Regions from separate parts of the Mus musculus genome. Here regions 2 and 3 are each linked to region 1. A link is a loop called in an ENCODE intact Hi-C map of the cell type or tissue named here. Cell type or tissue: heart. All regions are shown on one strand. Region 1 holds the start of Spast (spastin). Region 2 holds the start of Yipf4 (Yip1 domain family, member 4). Region 3 holds the start of Birc6 (baculoviral IAP repeat-containing 6).

Region 1 (2,500 bases):
GTTTTTAAAGACAGGGATGAGGGGAGGGGGATGGGCGAGGGAGGGAGAAAGAGGAAAGACTGAATAGTTTATTGGATAGGCAATATAGTCTAGGAATCCAAAAACTCTGGGAATACAGATGGCATCGACTGGCTCTTAGAGCTTTTGATTTCAACTAACTTCTATTTCCAGATGCCAGTTCGCAGGAGTCTGACTGGCCCACGGTTTGTTTTCCTCTATGTGATCCAGGATCTGTAGAACAACTGCTGATCATTAGAATATGGGAAATATTGAGTAGATAGATAGTCTACCAAAGGAAGAAATGGTGAAGACATATACACACATCCACGTGCACACACAGATAGTATGGATTCTACCAAGTATGGTAACTAGGCAAAACCCAAGAATGACTGCATTCACATAACTAATCCTGAGATAACACAAACGTGTAATAGGTTAGTTGAAAGTAGGGTTCGTGGTCCTCGTGGTAATAAAGTTTTCCCTTTAGGATGTCTTGAACTTTGTCTCTGCAACTTGTTTCCCTCTCAGCTAACATACCCAAATTGCTACACACTGCCTCTGATACGAAACTCAGATCAGCCATCCTTTGCAAAAGACCTATTGGCTCAACCAGCAGAAAACAAAGATATATAAAGCAATAGGAGTGATGATGCACACCTGTAATCCTAGTTTTGGGGAGACGGAGGCAGAAAGATCAGGAGTTGAAGGCCTCCTTCCTCAGCTACAAGAGGAGTTGGAGGTCAGCATCTCACACAAAGGCAAACAACCGCACTGCGAGACAGCAGACCTGAGCACTAGTAAAGCCACTCAAACGCTGTTAACCCCCATTTAAAAATTTATTATCAAAGCTCCCTATTCCGATTCTTCAAAAGTCGAAGAACCTGCGGAGCGACGAACCCCTGGGACCATCGCAAGCCGAACCGCGCCTACAGAACTGAGGTTCCCAGAGAAAGGGGCATAGCAGGGGCGTGGGGGGTAGGAGGATGCCGCACATGCGCACAAGCTCCCAGGTCAACAAAGACGGCGGCGTACGCGCGCGCACCAGAGCCATTCACCGAGGACGTGCGCGTGCCCGGCCGCCGCAGCGAGGTGCCAGCGGCCCAGGGGACAGAAGGAAAGGAGGGGCAGGAGCCACCGGCCGCGGCGGGAGGAGGAGGAGGAGGAGGAGGAGACGGGGTTGTGCTCCTGGGCAGCTGAGGAGCGAGGGGCGGGGCCGGCGAGCGGCGCGTGCAGGTGCCAGGCTCCCGGGCTCCGGCTGGCGCGCGAGCGGCTCCGTGGGCCCCCGCCGCCGCAGTGGCAGTGGCCGCCGCCGCCGCCGCTTGGTCGCCGTCGGTCTGCGGGAAGCGGGTTATGGCGGCGGCGGCAGTGGGAGCTGTGAATGAGTTCTCCGGCCGGACGACGGAAGAAGAAAGGCTCGGGCGGCGCGAGCCCGGCGCCCGCCAGGCCTCCGCCCCCCGCCGCGGTCCCCGCCCCTGCCGCCGGCCCGGCCCCTGCGGCCGGCTCGCCGCCTAAGCGGAACCCGTCTTCTTTCTCGTCCCCGCTGGTCGTCGGCTTCGCCCTGCTGCGCCTGCTGGCCTGCCACCTGGGGCTCCTCTTCGCGTGGCTCTGCCAGCGCTTCTCCCGCGCCCTCATGGCCGCCAAGAGGAGCTCCGGGACCGCGCCGGCGCCCGCCTCGCCCTCGCCCCCAGAGCCCGGACCGGGTGGCGAGGCCGAGAGCGTCCGCGTCTTCCACAAGCAGGCCTTCGAGTACATCTCCATTGCCCTGCGCATCGACGAGGAAGAGAAAGGTACTACTGGGGGGCTGGAGGGAGGCCGGCGGGCTGGCCGGGGCGGGCGGCCCTGGGAGGACGCCACTTGCGTCCCTTTCCTGCACCCCCGGAGTTGATCTGCCTCGGGAGTCCGAGTCCCCACAGGCCAGATCCTGCTGTGCGACGCCTAGTTAGTTGATCCTCACCCCTTTCAGGGCGCCCTGACTCGACTTTGTTTCAGCACCCCCACACTTGTGCATGACCCAAGTCCCCGTGAGACACCCAGGCGTGCTGGTGACAGTGACAGTTGGCCTAGAGTGACCGACCACACGGGATTCTTTCTAACACTGTAAACAGTGTTGCTTTCTCTGAGCTGGGCTTCCAAAAGGTTTTGGTATCGAAACAGCTGTGTATAAACTTCATTGAGAAGGGTTCTGTAGTGTTTGGAGAGGAAAAAAAAAAGGGGGGGGTTGACTTGGATTTGAAAGGAGTAGTAGCTCCTTATACTTAGAGCCGGATTTGCCATATTCTGAAGTTTCATGAATTATTTTTACCAATATAGTGAGTCTTGAAGATTTCTTTTTTATTGAGCTGTATTTCAACCGCTAGTTGCTTTAGTTTTTACTATTTTGTTATTTTTATTTTATTCCAAGGCACTCTCGAGTTTCTAAATTTTAATGTTAAAAATATTAAATGAATGAGTTGGGTAAACAGGCATATATCATTCTACCATAGAAGATAAAACAAACGCT
Region 2 (2,500 bases), 150 kb after region 1:
TACAGAAGTTTAGAAAAATGAAAAGCAAAATTTAAGATTATAAACATAGACGAGTAACTAGGAAGTTGGTTTAGAGGTTAAGAGCTCTTGCTCTCTTGTAGAGACTTGAGTTTGGGTTCCCAGAACCCGCATTGGGTGTCTGCAGGAACCGCAGTTCTGAAGGATCTGAAGCCCTCTTGTGCCTTCTGCAGGCATCTGCACACACACATACCCTCAAGCACACACGCATAGCCTTTAAAAATAAAAACCGGGCTGGAGAGATGGCTCAGTGGTTAAGAGCACCGAATACTCTTTCAGAGGTCCTGAGTTCAATTCCCAGCAATCACATGGTGGCTCACAACCATCTGTCACGGGATCCAATGCCCTCTTCCTGTGTGTCTGAAGAGAGCAATGGTGGTGTACTCTTGTATAAAATAAATAAATTAATCTTAAAGAAATAATAAAAACGTAGGTGAATTTGCAAACTTTGGGTAGTTTATTAGGGAACAGATGAAATCAGCAGCAGGCAAAAAGCAAGGGCTTCTTTGCCCTAATTTATCCTTTCTGGACTGCTGCCTTCTTCATAAATTAATTTGGCCAGAGTACTTAAACCGTAGGTGGAAATTTACAGCTTTACAATGACCATTCTCCGGCCTCTTAATTTTGTTGATAAGGAGACTAAGCTTTGTCACGACACATAATTTCGTAAACATCCTATATAATTAATATATAGAATTATTGTGGCAGAATCTTGTGGTCGGAAATGAGGGGTTGAAGTCCTAAAACTTAAGTAGTTTGTGTGTGTGTTGTGTGTGTGTGTGTGTGTTGTTTTTTTTTTTTTCCTTTGAAAAAAAAAGGGCCTCACTTTTTTGCCAATGCTGCCTCGGCCTCTCTAGGAGTTCCGGGAATTACAAGCGTGAGCCATCAAACGACTAAGCTCTCAAATTGTGTTAAACAACAACGAAGAAGATATGTTTATAAAAACTCAAACAGGGAAAAAGGTAGACAGAATTATTTAAGTAAACAGCTGATGAGGGCGGAACAGAGATTTCAGAGGCCACTTCCGGTGTTGGAGTGGTTTCCGGAATCAACACAGAAACAGCCAATCAGAATCTTCTCGCGGGAGCCAATAGTCGAGCAGATTACAAACAGCCAATCCCGGCGGCGCTGTCACTGTTATGGTCCTGTCAGGGCCCCGGCGTCGTGGTGCTTGGGTGCTCGCCACCGGCTGGCCTCGGGTGCGACCTGGTCGGCAGCCAGAGGCTGCGCTTAGCTCGCGCGTCCCCTCCCTCGGCCGAGCCCGCGCCTCCTGGCTCGCAGGCCGCCCCTTAGCAGGTCGTCCCGGAGCCCCGGGCCCAGCCGCTCGTCAGCACCGAGGCCGGCGGGATGCAGCCTCCGGGCCCGCCCCCGGCCTATGCGCCTGCCAACGGGGACTTCACCTTTGTGTCTTCGGCGGACGCGGAAGGTGAGGCCGAGGCTGACCTCCGGGGCTCCGGGGCGGGGGGTTGGCAGAGCTGGGGGACTCCGCCCCTGTGCTCCCTGGGCCTTCCCGGAGGCCTCTGGGGACGAGGCAGGGTGCGGGGCGCCGGCGCTGCGGGCTGGGGTCCCCGGGTGTCCTGGTTCACCAGGGAACCCGCCGATCTGGTGGAAGGAGTTCTTTCTGAACTCCGCTCCGCAGTTACTCAAAAGAGTGAGGGATCTAAGGGAGAACAAAGTGGGGCTGTGTGGCTCTGCTATTAATAGGAAAACCTTCCCGACTGAGGTGACTTTTGGCAGGTTATGGAAAACTTACTTGAAAGGAGACGTGCTTTTATTTATTTATTTTTAATTGAACTTGATTTCTTGCCCAGATCCCTGGGTCCACACAGTTTGTAGTGTTTGGTCCCAGTGTTCAAAAAACTGTATTCAGGAGCATTTGAAACTTGAGGAATTCAACTTAGTGTTCCCAACAGTGTCTATAGACTTGGCTTGTACTGTTTGGAGCAAGCGACTGTGCTTGCTTAAAACAAAACAAACAACAACAAAAACAGGGAGAAAAAAAAAAAACAAAAAACGTTTCTACTGTGGGAAATTTCCCCCACCCCTCATTAGTTCAACTCCTTGTAACCTGGTTTTGGATTTTGCTTTTATTTAATCTTATTTACTTACCAGGGACCAGATTTTTGACTGCCCAATATGAAAAAACAAGTTGATTTCGATATAGACATGGAAATACCTGGTGATGAACCCCTTCGACCCCAGCACTTGAAAAGCAGAGGCAGAGAGATACCTGAATTAAAGGCCAGCTTAGACTACACAGTTATCAAGTTCTCTGCCTGCCGGGGTTACATACTGAAACCCTGTCTCAACAAAGTAGAAAAGAAATTTCAGTTTAAAGATGAACGTGAGTTTTCTCAGAAATCTGATTTCTTTCTTTCTTTTTTTTTTTTTTTGTCTTTTCGAGACAGGGTTTCTCTGTGTAGCCCTGGCTGTCCTGGAACTCACTTTGTAGACCAGGCTGGCCTCGAACTCAGAGATCCAC
Region 3 (2,500 bases), 190 kb after region 1:
TCCTTTCTTTCCACTCCACTTTCCCTTTCTCTGCCCAATCATCAGCTTTCCTTTATTTTACAAATTAAGGTGGGAAGGTTTACAAGAAATCACCTAAGTGCTGACTCATTCCTTGTTCACAACTCCTCACAGGAGAACAGAATTGACATCAAATATAATTAGCCCCAGGGCAATCCACAACACCCCACCAAAAATCATGTAAATCCTTTGCAATGAGCTACACTAGGCTGACCTGTAATGTGTCCAGCACCTCATTAATGAGCATGTCTGTTTATTAAAAGATTTGGAACTATCGCTTCTCAGTCTTCTAAGATCAAGTGTAAAAAAAATCTGAAACTAGGGCAGGCGTCGTAAAAAAAAAATCAGGTTCAGTTCCAATGAAGAGGCTTGTCAGAGTGTGCAATGATAGAGGCCTACTTCCGGATCTCGCCTCCACCCCGCAACGCCCTCCTCCTCTGCCCCGTGCTGGGAACCGCTGGGAATCAGCCGCCCTGGCCACGAAGGGGCCTCTGGGCGTACCAGACAAGTCGCGCGGGCTCGGGTTTGCCTAGCGGAAATGCACAGGGCCCAGCACCACCCTCCCTGCCACGCGCAGGGCGGAACTCCCGCCGATACCACTCCCGGGGCTCGAAGGAAGAAACTGGGACGTTGAGGACGCAGGGCTGGCTGGAGCAGCAGCGCGTGGCACGCGCCTAGTCCTACCACGCATGCTCCGCGCTTGAAAAAAAAAAGTTTCAGCCCCGCCCCCTTCTTCTTCTGAGGCCCGCCTACCGGGCCCTGGGAGCTCTTCTGCGCATGCTTACTAGGCCAGGTCCCGCCCCTGCCCCGCCTTTTCTGTGCCTTCGGAAGTTCCTTATTAGCTTCCCTCTGCTCTGGCTAGATCGGCACTCCCGCGCATGCTCCACCCCCTGGGCTCCGGCCCCTCCTTTGGTGCGGCCCTCTCTCCCCTCCCCCGCCAGCCTGCGAGCTCGCTTGGCCTGGCCGGCCTGGCGGGCGACGTTCCCTGTGCGTGCAGGCGCTTGACTTCACTTCCGGCTAACGCGCTCCGCTTTGCCCCCTGGCCCCGGATGGTGACTGGCTGTGGTGCTGCACCTCCCGGGACTGTCACTGAGCGGCTTCCCAGTGTGATTGTGCTGAGCGCAGGCCGGAAGATGGCGGCTGCGGCTGCGGAGGCCTCGGGCCCGAGCTGCTCCTCCGCGGCGGCGGCGGCAGGGGCGGGGGCGGCCGGGGTCTCCGAGTGGCTGGTGCTGCGGGATGGCTGCATGCGCTGCGACGCCGACGGGCTGCACAGCCTCTCCTACCACCCGGCGCTTAACGCCATCCTGGCCGTCACCAGCCGCGGGACCATCAAAGTCATCGACGGCACGTCCGGGGCCACCCTTCAGGCCTCGGCGCTCAGCGGTGAGCGCGGCACGCCGGGCGGGGGCTGGGCTGGGCCGGCCGCGGGCGGAGACGGGTTGTGGGGATGCTGGTGGAGGAAGCCTCCCAGCCTCCGGGATCGGGATCGGCCTCGGAGGGACAGCGTGGAGCGGGAGGGTCGGAGAGGCCCGGAAGCTACGGCCGAGGACCTTCGGACTCGGAAAGCAGCAGCTTTTGGGGACGGGAACTCGGTTTGGCGGGGTGCGCTGCGAGTTGCTTTTCGGGCCTTTTGCATCTGAACCGGCCTGGTCCTGTGGGAGAGATGTGGAGGCCTTGGAGGTCGGTGCTGGTGAGGACCGGGCCCTCGCTGGCCTCTTGGACGAGATTTTGGGCTAGCTCCGGGCTGGACCAGAGGGAAGGGCTGGCAGTCTTGGCGGTGGCGGGAGAGATGGGTGGCCGGAGGCAAGGGGCGGGAAGCGTCCAAGCCGGCTGTCTTGCCCTCTTTTCCCGGCGAGTAGCGGCCCGCCGGTTGTCGTCTGGTCCTGTAGGTGCGGGGACCTCCGAGGGTTGCGCTTTCGCACAGGGGGCGGGCTGGAGTGGGCACTGGGATGGGGAGGTCAGTAGGAGAGGGAAGGCCAGCTGCCTGAACTGTGCTTGCTGGACTATGGGACTCGCAGAGTGCAAAAAAAAAAAAAAAAAAAAAAAAGAAAAAAAAAAGGTTAGTATCGGTCCTCTAGCTCTGAGTGCTCCCTCCTTCCAGTGTCAAGAAGCCTAGGCCCCTTGTAATTAGGTGGAACTTCAAGCCCTTTCAACTTGTTTTAGCATAGAGAGCTAGAGATTGGTAGTTGTAAGTATGTCTGGGTCTCCTCCACCTTGGAAGGAGAGCACTTGGGTGGTGGAGACGTTGGTTCACATATTGGACTTTCAGGATGTACCAGGTCAAAGCTCGTTCAGTGGACATACTGGAGTGTTTTGGGATAGCCCTAGCTAAGTTATTTGCTGAGATGACATTTCATTTGTGGATGAATGGTGTCTTAATTTTGGCGTTAAAGGTTAAAATTTAGAATTTGATGTATTAGTGGGTTTTAAACTCATGCACAGAGATAAATTGTATCGAAGTGCACTTAGCCAAATGGAAGTA

The links. Peaks named below come from ENCODE experiments on the same cell type or tissue, not always from the same donor. Only the 100,000 strongest peaks of a DNase experiment are listed, where the experiment ranks them.
Region 2: it touches region 1 in a loop (2.6-fold over the local background); 2 of 42 quality-filtered maps call a loop at or near these places.
Region 3: a loop joins it to region 1, with 9 times the contacts of the local background. A loop is called at or near these places in 5 of 42 quality-filtered maps.

The regions. Positions count from the first base shown.
Region 1 is chr17:74,337,659-74,340,158 of GRCm38, forward strand. Spast (spastin) reads left to right here and starts at 1,329. Exons shown (of 17, transcript NM_001162870.1): 1 at 1,329-1,787. The coding sequence starts at 1,379. In heart, no CTCF peak of the experiment used is centred here; DNase peaks (open chromatin) are centred at 1,033 and 1,523; H3K4me3 peaks cover 2,262 bases; H3K27ac peaks cover 2,271 bases.
Region 2 is chr17:74,488,351-74,490,850 of GRCm38, forward strand. Yipf4 (Yip1 domain family, member 4) reads left to right here and starts at 1,143. Exons shown (of 6, transcript NM_026417.4): 1 at 1,143-1,444. The coding sequence starts at 1,366. In heart, no CTCF peak of the experiment used is centred here; a DNase peak (open chromatin) is centred at 1,141; H3K4me3 peaks cover 1,759 bases; H3K27ac peaks cover 1,349 bases.
Region 3 is chr17:74,527,401-74,529,900 of GRCm38, forward strand. Birc6 (baculoviral IAP repeat-containing 6) reads left to right here and starts at 895. Exons shown (of 73, transcript NM_007566.3): 1 at 895-1,401. The coding sequence starts at 1,068. Gm31645 (a long non-coding RNA gene) reads right to left here and starts at 800. Exons shown (of 3, transcript XR_385765.4): 1 at 233-800. In heart, a CTCF peak has its summit at 1,117 (motif pointing right); DNase peaks (open chromatin) are centred at 881 and 1,901; H3K4me3 peaks cover 2,500 bases; H3K27ac peaks cover 2,326 bases.